Linked DNA regions of Homo sapiens: region 2 is linked to region 1. Evidence: chromatin loops called from intact Hi-C (ENCODE). Cell type or tissue: chondrocyte. All regions are shown on one strand.

Region 1 (8,000 bases):
CTCATTCCCCAACAATGGGGAGCATTGCTTATTAATTTATTAGAGACAGGGTCTCACTCTGCTGCCCAGGCTATAGTGTAGTGGGGTGATCACAGCTCATTGCAGCCTCAAATTCCTGGGTTCAAGCAATCCTCCCTCCTTGACCTCCCAAAGTGCTGGGATTACAGGCATGAGCCACCATGCTGGCCCAAGTGTTGCTTGCTGATGGCTCACAAATCCTCCTTTCTAGGAAGCCTGCTTCTAATTAAGGAGCTGCTTGCCCAAGGTCTGCTCCCATCCCTGAGGCAGCCACTATGTCCCCATAACTGGTGGATGAAGAGGGTGTAAAGCTCAGCCCCACTGCCTCAATTCAGGACCTCTGAAGAGCCACCCTGACTCCCCACGGGGCTTCCCCAGTCCACATGCAATACAGCTGCATGCAAATCTCTGACTCTCAGTATGTTTCCCAGGTCCCAGTGCAAGCCCCATCTACTCGGCACCCCTCACCCCACCCCAACCTTACCCCTACCCACATTGGGTCCCTTCCCCTGCATTAGCCTCAGAAAACTGGATACTCAGAGACCTTTGTGGGTCTGAGCCTCAAGAACACAGCGGCTGAGGCACAAAAGAGGGAGCCCTCACTGTCTCTGGCCCCACACAGAGGTGACGCTGCTGCCACAGTCACAGCAGTCAGCCGGACACTCCACATGCTCCGCGTGCTCCTCAGTCTGCAGGACAGTTGCCAAAACAATCAACCCAGGTGTTTGCTCTGAAGAAGAAAATATGCAGCGCTCCCGCTTCATAGTCACACAGGCGGAGCGAGAAGCCAGGAGGGTCCCACCCAGGGAAGGGCTGCTTTCTTACCCAGCTGGGTTCTGCCCAGAGGCCAAAATGTCCCACCCTATACTCAGGAAGCTCTCAGAGACATTGGTTCCAAGAAATGCAGGGTAAGGAACAATGGTTTAACTGATGCTTTTCTTCTTCCATTCATTCAACCAACATTCGCTTGAGCTTCCACTGTGTTGGGCTCTGGCGTAATCTGGGGGACCCAAGGGGGACTAAAACAGAATCCTTTTCATCAAGAGGTTTACAATCTGGTGCAGGAGATGGACATGAAATAGGCAGTCCCAGGAAGTCCTGCGAGAGGCAGTATGCACAGTAGTGAAGAACTTGGGCTCTGGAGCCAGAACACCCAGCTTCAATTCCTGCAGGACCTTGGGCAAGTCACTTACCTCTCTGAGTCTCAGCGTCCTCATCTGTGAAATGGGGATGATAGCAGTGCCTACCTCACACAAGGTCTAAATGAGTTAATACCTGAGAAGTGTTTACAATAGTGCCTGGTGGGCCCAACACAGTGGCTCACACCTATAATTTCAGCACTTTGGGAGGTCAAGGCAGGGATCGCTTGCACCCAGGAGTTGGAGCCCACCCTGGCAACATAGTGGGACCTCGTATCTACAAAAAATGGAAAATTAGCCAGGCATGGTGGCATGTGCCTCTAGTCCCAGCTACCCAGAAGGCTGAAGCAGGAGGATCGATTGAGCCCAGGGAAGTTGAGGCTGAAGTGAGCTGTGATCATGCCACCACACTCCAGCCTGGGTGACAGAGCGAGGCCCTGTCTCAAACAAATAAAATGAAATAGTGCCTGGTACAGAATCCTGATTGTTAGGTATTGTGAATATTGGCGTGAAAGAGAGAAGGGTGCTGAGGACTCATATCAGGAGGTCAGGGTTCCAGCCATGAAACTTACAACCTCTGAGGGCTACAGCTTGCCTGTCTGTAACATGAGCAGATCCAAACAAAGGATCCCTACAGCCCTTCTAGTGTTGGAGCTGTGGGCTAGAGGTGCCACCCACTGGGCACCTACTAAAGTAGTAGTCAGGGGAACATCTCCTGCCTTGGACATGTAGGATTTAGGGAGAAAGGGAGGACTTTGCTTCACTTGGCTTCACAGGAGGTTTGATGATGGCTGACAGCCTGTTGCCAAGGACATCAGCTGAGGATAGGCAGGATGGTTCATGCCCAGGCAGGCACCTCCTCCATCCCAGGGCCCCAGGACCTAGGGGCTACAACCCCCCTCCACATGCATCTCCTCTCCTCTCCTCCCCTCAAGGCCGCCTGCCCCATCTCTGGACCCACATTCCTCTTCTCTTTGTAAATGCCACTGACAGCCTGCAGTTTTGCACACGCATCTGCTTGCTTGGCCAGAGGGACTATCGACTCCACAGCACACATCAGCAGGGAACTTTCAGAGGTCATGGGCCAAGGCTTTGGGGAACATAGTCCTGTTGGTGAATGCCCATGTCAGGAAAGGACACTGAATGACAGACACATGAACGCTGGAGCTCAGAGCAAGGCTGGTGGCTCCCCAAAACAGTGGCTTGGGAGAGAACAGGCCAGCTGGCAGCACTTCACTGTGTGATGCAGACTGTACCCTCTGCTAGGCCACCAACCAGAGGGGCATTCCTGGCTGTGGAGAAGGGAGGAATGATGGAGCAAATTCAGAGGGATCCCAGGATCTATTTTGTGTTGTCTTATTCTCTGCCAGTTCTTGCCTTCTCTCTCTTCTCCTCATCTTCAGTTAAGAAAAATGGAAGCACAGTGTGGGGGGTAGCCAAGACCTTGGACCAACCTGGATGCTAATTTCAATCCACAACACTGGACGTAAGCCCTGGCCAGCAGTCCTCAGCTACTTTCAGCTCAGCCACCCGAGGCTCCTAGGGCTGAAAATACCCGAGCATCTGATGAAGCAGCTGCAGGTTAAATTTAGCCCTGGCGAACCTGGGACTGATCTGGGTGCTAGAAGCAGCAGAGCAGACTGACTGACGCACCCAACACAGGTGTGAGGGCCAATGATGGCACCTGGGAGGGAAGCACCTGGGAGGGAAGTGGAGCAAGGGAAAGAGACAGAGCAGGGCCCAAAGCCAGTTCTCATCTTGCAGGAGTGTGACAGGACCCGTCAGCCCGGCACTGCTGTTAGCGGATGCCAGGCAGGTAGCATCAACGAGCAAAGCAGAAAGATGTACAGAAAGGGGAAGGGTGGGATTGTGATAAACTGCAAAGCAGATGTCCCACCTAAAACCACTGGAATAGCCTGGGCGACAGAAGGAGACTCTGTCTCTAAATAAACAACAAAACCACTGGAATTTAGGTTTTTAAATAACATCATGTTAGCCAAATAAAATCCTGCATTTGATCTGCAGACTCTTAGTGTGATACCCTGGCCTAGTTGAATGGAGAAGCCAACCCCATGGCCACTATTTCACCATCAGCTATTTCATTCTTTGTTTCTTCAGAGTCTCCTGTTAAAATCCAAACAGACCTCGGGCTTTGAGCTTTCTTAGCTAACTCGGTTATTCTTACTGATCTCTTTAAAGAAGGAAGAAAGGGGAAACAATCAGCGTGCATGAATAAATTAACTGGTAAATTAGCACCTAATATGTTCAGAATCAACTATTTGTTACCTGTATTGAGCAGCAGTTACTGAATGCAAAGAATTCCACTCAACTGGGGTTGGAGTCAGACAGGCTTTGGTCTCAATCCTGGCTCTGCCATCACTGGGAAACTAATTAACTTCCCCAAACTGCAGCTTCCTCTGCGTAGGGTGGAAATCATATGCCTTTCTTGGATTGTTATGAAGATTAAATGAAATAACCCAGGACAGTGTTCGACATGAGATAATTCATGCTCAGTAAATGGTGGATGAACTTTAATCATCTGAAAGCCAGGTTCTGTGGGACAGGGACTAAGAGTGGAAGGGGAAGAAGGCAGTGGGAGAGCCCTTCACCAGCTCACAGCTTTCCTGGAGCCGGCATTCCAGCCCGGGTCAGGCCTCATGCAGAATCAGAGGGCTTCGGAGCCACGTGGGGCCACACTGCCCCCCTGTGCCCATTTGCCACACTGCGGCTGCATTCATGCAAAGCTGCCATTTGAGATGCAGAATCCGGCCAGAAGACCACGACTTCACCATTGTCTCTACTCCGCTGGAACCCCTCCCTGCTGTCTTGTGCTGAGCTGGGTGGTTGTGGAAGCCAATTATCTAAGACTGCAATAACCTGTGTTGTCCAGTCACCCAAGCAAGCTACCCCCACACTGGGGAGCACATGTCCAACTTCCCTGAGCCAGCACTCACCCACAGATGGCCAGGTACTGCAATCACCTGGATAGATTTGGAAATAAATACCCACTGACACCCATCCAGACCTACAGAATCAAAACCTCTGAGGATGGGTCTGGGGGATCCATATAAAAAGAAAAACCTTCCCAAAGGAACTTACATTCAGCCGATTTTGAAAACATACTGCTTTAACCCCTTACTGGGCTGCTCTGCAATACCTCTTCGGTCTGACTTGGTTTTGTAAGTGACACAAGCAGAAAAACACTGTGCTCTCTGCACTGAAAATGAGTATTCCCATGGAGCTGGAGAAGCAAGGAGGTAAGGAGTAGATGAAAGGAAGCAGACAGAGCAGGAGGTAGAAAAAAGGAGATCCTGAGGAAGACACAGAAAGGAAGGAAAACAGGCACAGAGAGAGAAAGAAATGGGAAAGAAGAGGAAAGGGAGGAGAACAGAGGGAGGGAAGGGGGAGAGAGATATAAAGAAATACATGAGAAAGATGCAGCACACTCCTAAACTCATGATAGCATTTGCTAGGGCAGTGATAACCTACGCCAAAACAATAGACATATAGTAGATTAAGAAAAAAAGTATTTCAATGTAGGCATAGGATTCATACCTACAATATGCAAAAAAAGGTTCTACATATTGACAAGGATATAAAAAACGCAATGGAGAAATGAGCAAAGACATGGAGAGAAGATCCAAGTAGCCAAGACATGAAAAAGTGTTCAGCTCACTAGCAGTTTGGGAAATGCAGATCATTATTGTATACCTATACTTACTGGCAAAAATCAGAAAGCCACTTACTTATAGCTGAGTGGGATGTAGGGGAAAGGATTTCTTTAAATCTTGATGGCAAAAAATATAAATTGTTACTGAACTTTGAAAAGCTATCTGACGTCATCTAACAAAATTTACCACTCAATCAATCCACCTGCTCCATTCTGGGGACTTGATGCTCTCAAGATAAAAGCACCAGGACACATCAATATTTGCACAAGAATGCTAATTGCAGCATTGTTCCCAGTAGCAAAAACACCAGTACAAAGAAAAAGGCCATTAATAGGGTACTGTTGAATAAACACTGATAGATCTAGCCCATTCAATATGGCTTTATACAGCAATTAAATGGAATGAATAGAGCCATATTGGAGTTGAAATTTAAGGAATGAGGTACTGTGTGGAAAACAATCATTAAAAATATAGGGTAAAAGTGTTCATAATATTGCTCCATTTTTGTAAAACAACATAATGATAGAAATTTCTGTTGTGTATATGTGTACGTGTGTGTGCAGGGCTGGCATTCAGCCAGTGTACACTGATAAAACCATATTGGACATTTTAGCAAGCGTTCACTGTGTTTGGTTGGTGCTGTGCATACTGCAGCCAGTACGTATTTGCTACATATTTTGAATGTCATTCCTGCAATATATGCATTCATATTATTGTATATAAGTATATAATAAATATGGAGAAAATATAGATGGCTGCATTGTAGGCTGTTAACATGGATTACTTGGAAAGGAAAGGAGACTTCTTTAGGTAGGATAAGGGAAAATAAAAGAGGGGATAACCGATCTAATAAGGAAAAGACAAAGACAGCAGGAAAACCTGTGTAACACAATCATAAATATGCTATGCACTTCTGTAAAAATATATATATGTTTCCAAGTATATAGCATTTTGAAAATATAAATGTGAGAAGCTTGTATTAGTCAGCAATTGTTGCAATCATGCCATGTAACAACCCAAACCCAAAAATCTCGGCAAGTACAATAAAAGCATGTATTTCTCACTCACGGATCAGTGGGTTGGCTGGTGTGACTGCTTTAGGCTGTGGGTCAGGCTCCCTGTGTCTCTCATTCTGAACCAGAACCACCTGGGGCATGCTCTTCTCATGGAAAATGGCAGTGGCACAGGAGGGAAGCTAAGCCATACAAGCACACGTAAAGCCTCTGCTCATGCCTCATTCACTTGCACTCTGATGTCTGAAGGAAGTCACATGGCCAACCCAACATCAGTGGGATAATATGTTCTTCCCATAAAGGGGTGGCGGGGGTATGGGAGAGGGAGAGCAAATGCTTGCTAAATGAAAATACAGTCTCCCCCAGAATCCTGTGGAAAGCTGGGCAAGAGAGGATGATTGTACCATGGAGAGAGCTCTCTTGGGGAAAAAAAAAAAAGAGAGAGAGACAAGTGAAGACAATGCCAAGGGCATGTTGTACAAATGGCCTAGTCAGTTGAAGAACACAGATAGCCCTGTCCTGACACATCGTCACAACAGATGAGATACCTGTTGGGGAAAGGGTGTAAATTGGTGCAACATTTTTGGAAAGCTGTTTAATAATATCGCTTAAAATATAAAATGCACAAACTTTAAAAACAATCTACAATTTCCTCCTGGAATGGAACCTTATCTGTGGATATACTAGCCAAATGATATCAAGTAAGGCAATGTTTATAGTAGGAAACAAAAACTAGGAAAAAAACTAAATATCAGAAGAATATGGTTAAATAAATCATACTATATCCATAAAATGTAACATTCTGCAGTTGTTAAAAACAAAATACTAGCACTCTATATGTGCACATATCTAGAAATATCAAGATATATTAAGTTTAAAATGAAAATTCAAAAAAATGAGCAAAGAATATAAACAGGCAAGTCATCAAAGAAAACTCAAATTGTCAATGAATATAAAACATGCTCTTCTTCACTAGTGAGTAGGAATTTCTAATTACAAAAACAGTAAGATAGCATTCCACCCTCAGAAAAATTCATTTAAAAAATCTGATCATACCAAGTACTGGCAAAAATGTGGAAAAGCAGAAACTCTTCCGTGGTAGCAATAGCATCATTCGCAAGTAGTAAAGGAAACTGCGTCTTGAAACTTCTGCTCAACAAAGGGACAGCTAATGATATAGAAGGACCTTTTGTTTTCTTTTTTCTTTTGGAGACAGAGTTTCCCTCTGTCGCCCGGGCTGGAGTGCAATGGAGTGATCTCAGCTCACTGCAACCTCCACCTCCTGAGTTCAACTGATTCTCCTGCCTCAGCCTCCCAAGTAGCTGGGATTACAGGCATGCACCACCATGCCCAGCTAATTCTTGTATTTTTAGTAGAGATGGGGTTTCACTATGTTGGCCAGACTGGTCCTGAACTCCTGACCTCAAACGATCTGCCCTCCTTGGCCTCCCAAAATGCAAGTATTACAGATGTGAGCCACTGCTTCCAGCCTGTTTTCTTTTTATGATAATTATAATAATGTAGATATAGGCTGTGAATTTTAAAAAAGCATTTAGAAAAGGCTTTCATGGCATCCAGGTGGGGAATATAGAGCTATGTGGGTTGAAGATTAGAACGATTAGGAGCATCCATAGCTGGCTAAAAAAAGGAAGTACAGATTGATTATCCAGCAAGTGTGAGCCAAAAGGGGTCTCTACTGGTGTGCCAAGGGTCTCTAGACTAGACTCTTGCAATGTCTCAACTGACAAGATGGATGGCCTGGTCATCAAATGGTCAAATTATTCATCCAGCATAGTGCACATCCAACCAATCTACTGGGCAAAGGCAAAAAAAATTCAAAAAGACCGGGCAGATAAAATGAATATGTCCACAAACAACAAAACGAGTGTCAAAGGCATCAATGTGAAGCCAAGTGTTTGAGTACAAATATTCACTGGGACAAGTGCAGAGTCAGAGATATGAGGTTTGTCAACAGTCCATGTAAAAAAGAACTGGGAGGGTTTTTCACTCATTAAAAGATCAATTTAAGTCAACAATATATGTGTCTACCAAAAGTAAAAATAAAAATCTATACAGACTAAGCTATGTCATTAGAAGAGTTCAGAAGTTGTTGAAGTAATTACATCATTACATGAGGTGTCTGTTCAGATTTGGTTTCT
Region 2 (8,000 bases), 970 kb before region 1:
TAGCCTACTGACATTCCATTTCAAGGCTTTGGAAGGACTTCTAAAAGAAAAGTGTTGCTCTACCCATATACCTGTTCTTTCTTGCTTTTGTTTCTTAATGAACTCTGCCTTGATCTCCAATGATGCAGTCTGAATTAAACAATACAATATGGAAGATAATAATACAGACACTGACTTCTCTAAGCCTCTCAAAGTGATTCTGGAGAAACTTAAAATATTTCAAAACTCCTTAATACAAATTCAAGAAGTTTAGCATCTGATTCTATCACAAAAATAAATGTTGAATTTAGATTTTTAGAATATAGGGTGTATATGTATATTTATAAATGCTTAAAAGACAACAAATATGTAAGAATATCCTTAATAAACCCTAAGTATAGCATATCTCCTTTCCCTTATTCTTGTATCAGGTTTTCATAAAAGCTTCATATTAAGTTTTCGAGTGTTCTGAATCATAATAGGTCTATTAACTGCTGAGTAATTTTTAACTATTTTTAAAGCACGCTCTAAGTGTATGTAAAACTGGTGAAAACTGAATATGGTCTGTGAATTATGCCAATGTCATTTTCCTAGTTTTGATATTGTTATTAACAGTGATGCAAAACGCATTAGGAGAAACTGGGTGAAGAGTACACGGGACCTCTCAAAACTATTTTTGCAACTTCCTGTGAATCTATAATTATTTCAAAATAAAACCTTAAAAAATCATTTAAAACATGCTCTTTGCTTTGTTATTTACTAGTTTATACAGTAGAACTTTAACCTTGCTTGACTCCATTTCTTCCCAATCCCTGACTGCTCTAACACACACATACACACACACACACTCAGCAATGGGAGAGGGGTGTTGATCGAAAGATTTACTTATGTATTTGTCTTCTAAAACAATTCTTTTTCTCAGTCTCAAAGACCTTGAATCTTGTTTCCCATATAAAGGAAAAGACTGCATTTCAGATAAAGAGCACAAAACAGTATAAGGCTGTGATACAAAAATTACAGAATCTATTAAAAATCCATTTTAATCATTTGCTTAGTGCTTCAAAAATATAACTAGGAAACAAGGTACTATCATCTGCATGCTTTACCTGTGAACTTCAACAGTCTTCACAAATTCTACTTTTGGTAGCCCTACTCCAACCCAGGTATCTAATATTATTGGTTCCAGCTGGGATCTTAGAAAAGTATTAGGGATTAAATAACATGTTGACCCACATGTAGTCTTGGAAGCCAAAACAGTATATGTTGCAGTGTGTTCCTTTCTTGGTGAATTTTATCAAGGAGCAGCCTCAGGAATTTTCATCATGAACTGATCATGCAAAACTCTATAGAATTTTCCAGTGTACTTTCTGGGTCCTCATTAATGTCATGGAACATTCACCTGTTTTTTCCTCTTATAAATGACTACAATGATGCAGAAAACCATTTGATGGTTTAATACACCTTCATTAGGAGTTAATTACATAAACAAAAATATTCAATAGAGTAATGACTATAAATGAAACCATTTTTAACAGGTCATTTGGTAGAAGTAATATTTATTTAACCCATCACTGCATACTAATTTTAGAAATATGAAAAGTTTATCAAGATCTACCACTACAGGAACCTTTTGGAATATAACCCTAAACTGAATTACATTTCAAAATATCATACCTGAGCAATGATTTGTTCTCCATCGTTGTATACTTTGGTGCCTATCACATCTACTACTTTCAGGCGTTCAGAAAACTACAAAGAAAGAAAAACAATATTAAATAGAAACAAATTAACTGGGTAAGCTTATCTAGTTCGGGAGTAAAAAACTGGTAGCCTATAGGCCAAATAAATCGAGCAGTGTGTAGGTTGTATATGTGTTTGTTGTATTAATTACCAGCCAGCATTTTAAAATAATTTTTCATAAAAATTCAATCTCCAGCTTCTCTTGAAAAATCAGCATCACATAGCCCATATTTCCACATGGCAACAATAAAACTATGGTGGGATAGCAGCTGTTTCTTTAATGAAATACATGTTCTCCAATCTGCCAAAGTCCCTTCCTGGCTTGGTTTTCTTCTCTGTGTTACCTGCCTAGCTCTGAAGGCACCAGATTTCCAATCCCTGACCTACTCTTATTTAAAGAAATATGCTGCTGGAAAAGATCAGCTGTCTACCACGCACTGTGTGATGTGGACAAAATTTTTACCAGATGTAAGCTGATAATCCAACAGAGACATTCAAAAGGAGAAGCACTGCTGTTTTGACACTTGCCATTTTATAAGATGTTGTGGGTACATATATATGCCTGTCTTTAATTACTCTCAAAATACTTCAAATATGACAGTGAAATAGAAAAGCATTTAATTTAATGATGAAGTATGGAAAATGAAGCTGAATTTTTAGGGTAACAACAACCTACTCTCTCTCATAAGTCTCTACCTTCAAAGATAAAAACCTAAGAGCTGGTCTCATTGAGAAGACCTCTGGGCTGAGAAATGAAGGAGCCCTGCAGCTGTGTAGGAAGACATTCCAGACAGACGGCAAGTACAAAGACCCCGAAGTGGGTGTGGGACAGGTGTGTTTGAGGAGTGGCAAGAAGCTGATGTGTCAACAGAGAGATGATGAGTGTGGAGCAGTAGGAAATGAGGTTGGGGAAAATGGGTGGGGGAATGGGACAGTCTGTGCAGAGCCTTAGAGGCCATGTGAGGAGGAGCTTAAATAGAGCAGTGCCACAACCAGGGATTTTAAAAGATGACTCTGCAATTAGCCAGGCAAGAGGTGATGGTGGTTCATATGAGTCAGTGCTAACTCGAAGGTTTTTGGCCTGAGACACTGGAAGGATATGTTGCCATCTGCGGGGAAAGAGAAAAGGAGTAGATTTGGGACATACTAGGTTTGAGATGTCTATTAGACATCTGAGAGGAAATCTTACATTTGCAGTTGGATAAGTAAGTCTGACCTTCAAGGGAGGGGCCTTGCCCAGTGATATCAATTTTAAGAAGCATCAATATATGGACAGTACAGGTGGTCCCTGACTTACAGTGGCTTGATTAATGATTTTTCAACCTTACAGTTGTTTGAAAGCGATAGAAACTATACTTCTAATTTTGAGTTTCGATCTTCTCCCAGGCTAGCGATATGCAGTACAACGCCAGGCAGAGAGCCACAACGCCCAGCCAGCCTCACCACAATGAGGTGAACAACCCATGCTCTCCAGTGCACTGTGCTGCCAGGTGACTGTTCCCAGCTGTAGGCTGATGTGAGTGTCCTAAGCATGTTTCAGGTAGGCTAGGCTGAGCTCGAATGTTCCATAGTTTAGGTGTATTAAATACATTTTCTATTTATGATATTTTCAACTCACAATGGGTTTATTCGTAAGGTAACCCCATAGTAAGTCAAGGGACATCTGTATTTAAGGCCATGGGATTCGACATGTTCACCAAGTGAATAAGTGTATCCTGAAAAGAGAAGAGGCCAAGGACAGAGGCCTGGAATGCCAGTTTTAAGAGGAGAAGAAAAGAGGAATAAACAGCAAAGATGACTGAGAGGAAGAGGCCAGAGAGGACATTCTATATCTAGAGAACGCCTCACTGTAAAGTTACAACTAGTGGCTCTTGTCTACATCTATGTGATTATATTAAGTCTGCTATCAGATAAAGACCACATATAAATTTGCTATAGATGCTGGGTAGGAATGTATTACTTTCAAATAACAAAACAAATGAAATTATAGATAGCAGAAGAAACAATGAGTTATAAAAATTAGCACTACCATTTAATCTTTTCAAATAAAAACATGGATAGATTTTTTTTTATTCAAAGAAATTTTTCTATAGAACTAAATATTCCTAGCAAAACAGAAACTTTTAAAGCAAAATAAAATAAAAGCATAAACATATACTTACCTCCAAAGATTTAAGGAATGGCAGTGACTCAATAAAGCTTTCATACATTTTTCTCTTTTTGGCATTGTTTTTCACAATTATTCTCCTGAAGGTTACCCTGTCCTACAGGCAGAACAGTTAAAGGGTAAATTTTATGGGGGTAAAGCTATACAAATAGTTTTATTTTATTCCCTACAAGAAACAATGATTGAAGATTCTGAAATAAAAGATTAACATCATTATACTTTTAATGCAACTCATTTCATATTTTTATTTCGTCAAGCACAAAATATAATACAGAACCACATAAAATACTGTTTTCTTTTTTTTTTTTTTTTTTTTTTTTAAAGAAAGCATCTGTTGACTTTTTATACATAACAGAAATCTGACCAATATGTTGGGTTCTGCCCACAAGGAGGCGCTGTCACAGCATTTTTAAATATGTATACTAGCACTCTGTTCTTTTACTCTGTTATGTACTCTACGTTCTTTTTCATATCCACATTATGTCAAAATTTTCTTGTCAAAAATGTGGAGGGATGCCCAAAGAAATTATAAATGCTTAAAGTGATGGCTACTCCATTTACCCTGATGTGATCATTATATATTGTATGCTGTTATCGAAATAGCTTATGTACCCTGTAAATATATACACATAATATGTACTCATAAAAAAAATTTTTATTTAATGTGAAGGCACAGAGAAACTACAACTATGTTTTTGAGTAAGATCTAATTCCAGTGTTTACCATGTTCACAGTCTAAAATGTTCCTGTTTATACTATCATGCCCTCAAAGATACAGAACTCGGTTGAAGAACTAGTAAAAATTTTAAGGATACAGCTCAAAACATTATTTTCCTAAAAATTTTATTTTAAATAATTTCTCATAAAATATTTTAATTCTTTAATAAAAGCCTCAATAATTATGTTAGATTGGCATTCATTAATAAACAATTATACCATTTTAATAAAGTAAAAATTGGGATATATTATTTAATAAATTACTATGCCAATATTTTAATTTTTTTTTACTTTTATTTTTAATTTTTGTGGGTACATAGTAGGTGTATATTTATGGGGTACATGAGATGTTCTGATACAGGCATGCAACATGAAATATGCACATCATAGAGAATGGGGTATCTGCCCCCTCAAGCATCTATCCTTTGAGTTACAAAAAATCCAATTACATTTATTTTAAAATATACAATTTTATTATTGACTATGGTCACCCTATTGTGCTACCAAATACTAGGTCTTATTCATTCTTTCTTATGCCAACATAATAAGGCTGAATTTAAATGAACTAGTGCAATGGAGAAAAATGCCAGTATAGATGAAAGTCTCTAGGTGTGATGGACTGCAACTGAATGTTTCTATCACTCTAAAATCCCTCTGTTGAAATCCTAATCACCCAGGATAGTATTAGGTGGTGGAGCCTTTGGAAGATGGTTAGGTCATGAGGCTGGAGCCCTCATGAATGGGATTAATGTCCTTATAAAAGAGATCCCAATGAGCTCCCTTGCCCCTTCCACCATGTGAGAACACAAGTAGAAGACGCTGTCTGTTAAACAGGAAAACAAGCCCTCACCAGACACCGAATCTTCTGGTGCCTTGATCTTGGACTTCTCAGCGTCCAGACCATGAGAAATAAATGTATGCTGCTTAAGCCACCCATTCTATAACAGTCTGTCATAGCACCCCAAAAGGACTAAGACACTAGGAAATTAAACATCTTGTTTCCCAATTTGGTATTGGCTGTAATTTGGACTTGTTTTACTCCTAATACTTTTTTTAAAAGAAAATTTTACAAGATAATTAGCACAAATATTGAAATTATTTCCAAGCCTGGCTCTGCATCAGAATAAGCTATAGTATTAAAAAAGATTTCTGAGACACCAGACCTTAATGACTCAAGATCTCTGCATGTAGGGCTCAATAATTCATAAATGCTCCCAAAGTGATTCTGATATGTAATCAGGTTTGGAAATCAGGTATAACACCATTGTATGGACAGCGGTTATTGCAAAACAGAGAAGACTCAAAATAGCTTAATGATTTAGAAACTAATCATAATCAGTTATATCTCTCAGAAAGAATTTTCCATTAGTAACCTACCTCTTCACACCCACTGTGACATATAAAGTCCAGAATTTCAAATACTTTCATCCTGAAGCCATTTCAAAAATCACCTTTCCAAATCATCAGTATAGTCACGTAGATCATGTTAGCCCTAAGGCTAATAGTGACCAAATATTATTTACAGAGTGAGACTATTCTGCAATGGACTTTTCTCTTGGGCTTTTTTTGCTTATCTTTACACACCTGTATTTATAAGGCAGACCTCCAGTCTGTTGACCTTAAAAGAAAAATTTATTTTCTACTCGACTCTCCCTGAGAAGGAGTTATTATAATTAGTCAAGTCACCCTTAAAAAGTAGGCTTGAAATACTAAGTAATTATGTTAATTATTCTAACTTTTTTAGAAAGCTATTATATGTCAGGAGGATTATCACAAACTGCCCATTTTTATAAAATTTAATAACATGTATAGACTACTAAAAAGCTCTGAAAATGCTTAATCCTATCTTAGGAACTTAAGTAGTACGTGCACTAGGAAATTCTGGGTCTTTTATACCCCATTAAAGTTTCTACAAGGGCTAAAAACTATCAGTATTCAAAGAGGCCAACCTATAAAACAGTTGATCTTATTCTGAAGATGTGCAAGGAGGCAGTTTCCTCACTGTGTGACAATCTGACAATCTGAATCTGAACGGCAACCCCATTGGAATGACTACATTTGAAAAGTAAACCTTCCTGAATAAAACAGGTCATGGCAGATGCTAGATTTATCCCACCACTTTAATTACAGGCAGACAAAGACTTCTGTGGGTGAAGGACTGTCCTGGTTTGAAGTTTTTTCTTTGCTGGCTTTGGGTATTCAAATCACTGACAGTTCTTTCCTTTTCCTGAGACAATTCAGCTTTTCCTCTAAACCTTAAAAAAGTGACTCATCACATTTTTAAATAAGTATATAATAACTGGTTCCAATTAAAAGAAATGTAAAATGTCTTGTCTCTTTGATCAAGAGATATTTTTTATCAGCTGAATTGACTTCAGAGTCAAATGCTGAACTGTGACTAAATAATGTGTGACTTCCACAATGCTATATACAGTAGTCCTTGGAAATGAGACTTTTAACAGACTTCATATTTACTTCAACCTCTTCTCTTTCCACAAAAGGATTTGAGAGAAATAACCCAATAAATGCATGTCAAAACTAGTGGGTGGGCTATTTTCAACAATTTTAAAAGAAAATACATATACTGTAAACATTTCCCTAAATCGATGCTGTTTAAGGTTTGGCCTGACATCAGGCAGTACTGCCATCTCCTGGGAGCTGATGAGAAATGCAAAAATCACGGGCCTCACCCCAGAACCACTGAATCAGAATCTGCATTTTAACTGGATTCCCAGGTGATTTGTAAGCATATTAAAGTTTGAGAATCACTACCTTAAATACAATCCTCCAGAAGGAGCTTTAGTAGTGCCTAATAATTTGCATCCTATCATATGTGAAAATATTGCCCGAATGTATCTTTAAACCAGCTTTTAAGTCTTGCGGGAATACCACATTAAGAAATGTATTTAAAAGTACTAATGCTCAGGTCCCAGTGCTGAAGATTCTGATCAATTTGCCCATGGTGAGGTCTAGGTAAGAGGATTTTTTTTGAGACAGAGTCTCGCTCTGTCGCCCAGGCTGGAGTGCAGTGGTGCAATCTCAGCTTCACTGCAAGCTCCGCCTCCCGGGTTCATGCCATTCTCCTGCCTCAGCCTCCTGAGTAGCTGGGACTACAGGCACCCACGACCGTGCCCGGCTAATTTTTTGTATTTTTAGTAGAGACGGGGTTTCACCGTGGTCTCGATCTCCTGACCTCGTGGCTAGGTAAGAGGATTTTAAAAAAATACTCCAGGTAATTCTGATGTGGGGCACATGAGCACAGCCACCAAGCATTTTTTCCCTACACAACTGCTTTTAAATGCAGAGTAGTTACCAATCAATTTATAGCACCAAGAGCATCCTTTTATACTGGTTTCTCAAACTCCGAATTTCTGATGCAGTAGGTCAGAATCAGTGG

The links. A loop is a pair of places that touch in the nucleus more often than their neighbours do. Peaks named below come from ENCODE experiments on the same cell type or tissue, not always from the same donor. Only the 100,000 strongest peaks of a DNase experiment are listed, where the experiment ranks them.
Region 2: a loop joins it to region 1, with 8 times the contacts of the local background. A loop is called at or near these places in 17 of 110 quality-filtered maps.

The regions. Positions count from the first base shown.
Region 1 is chr7:106,172,717-106,180,716 of GRCh38, reverse strand. No RefSeq gene overlaps it. Among named protein-coding and RNA genes, the nearest start is that of SYPL1, 64 kb to the right of the region's middle. RefSeq lists a silencer at 3,833-3,972. In chondrocyte, CTCF peaks have their summits at 1,819 (motif pointing left), 3,652 and 3,863 (motif pointing left); a DNase peak (open chromatin) is centred at 3,835.
Region 2 is chr7:107,146,905-107,154,904 of GRCh38, reverse strand. It overlaps PRKAR2B (protein kinase cAMP-dependent type II regulatory subunit beta), which reads right to left. Exons shown (of 11, transcript NM_002736.3): 7 at 3,882-3,983; 8 at 1,654-1,728. Among named protein-coding and RNA genes, the nearest start is that of HBP1, 18 kb to the left of the region's middle. RefSeq lists an enhancer at 1,829-3,028. In chondrocyte, CTCF peaks have their summits at 3,998, 4,283 (motif pointing right), 7,013 and 7,243 (motif pointing left); no DNase peak of the experiment used is centred here.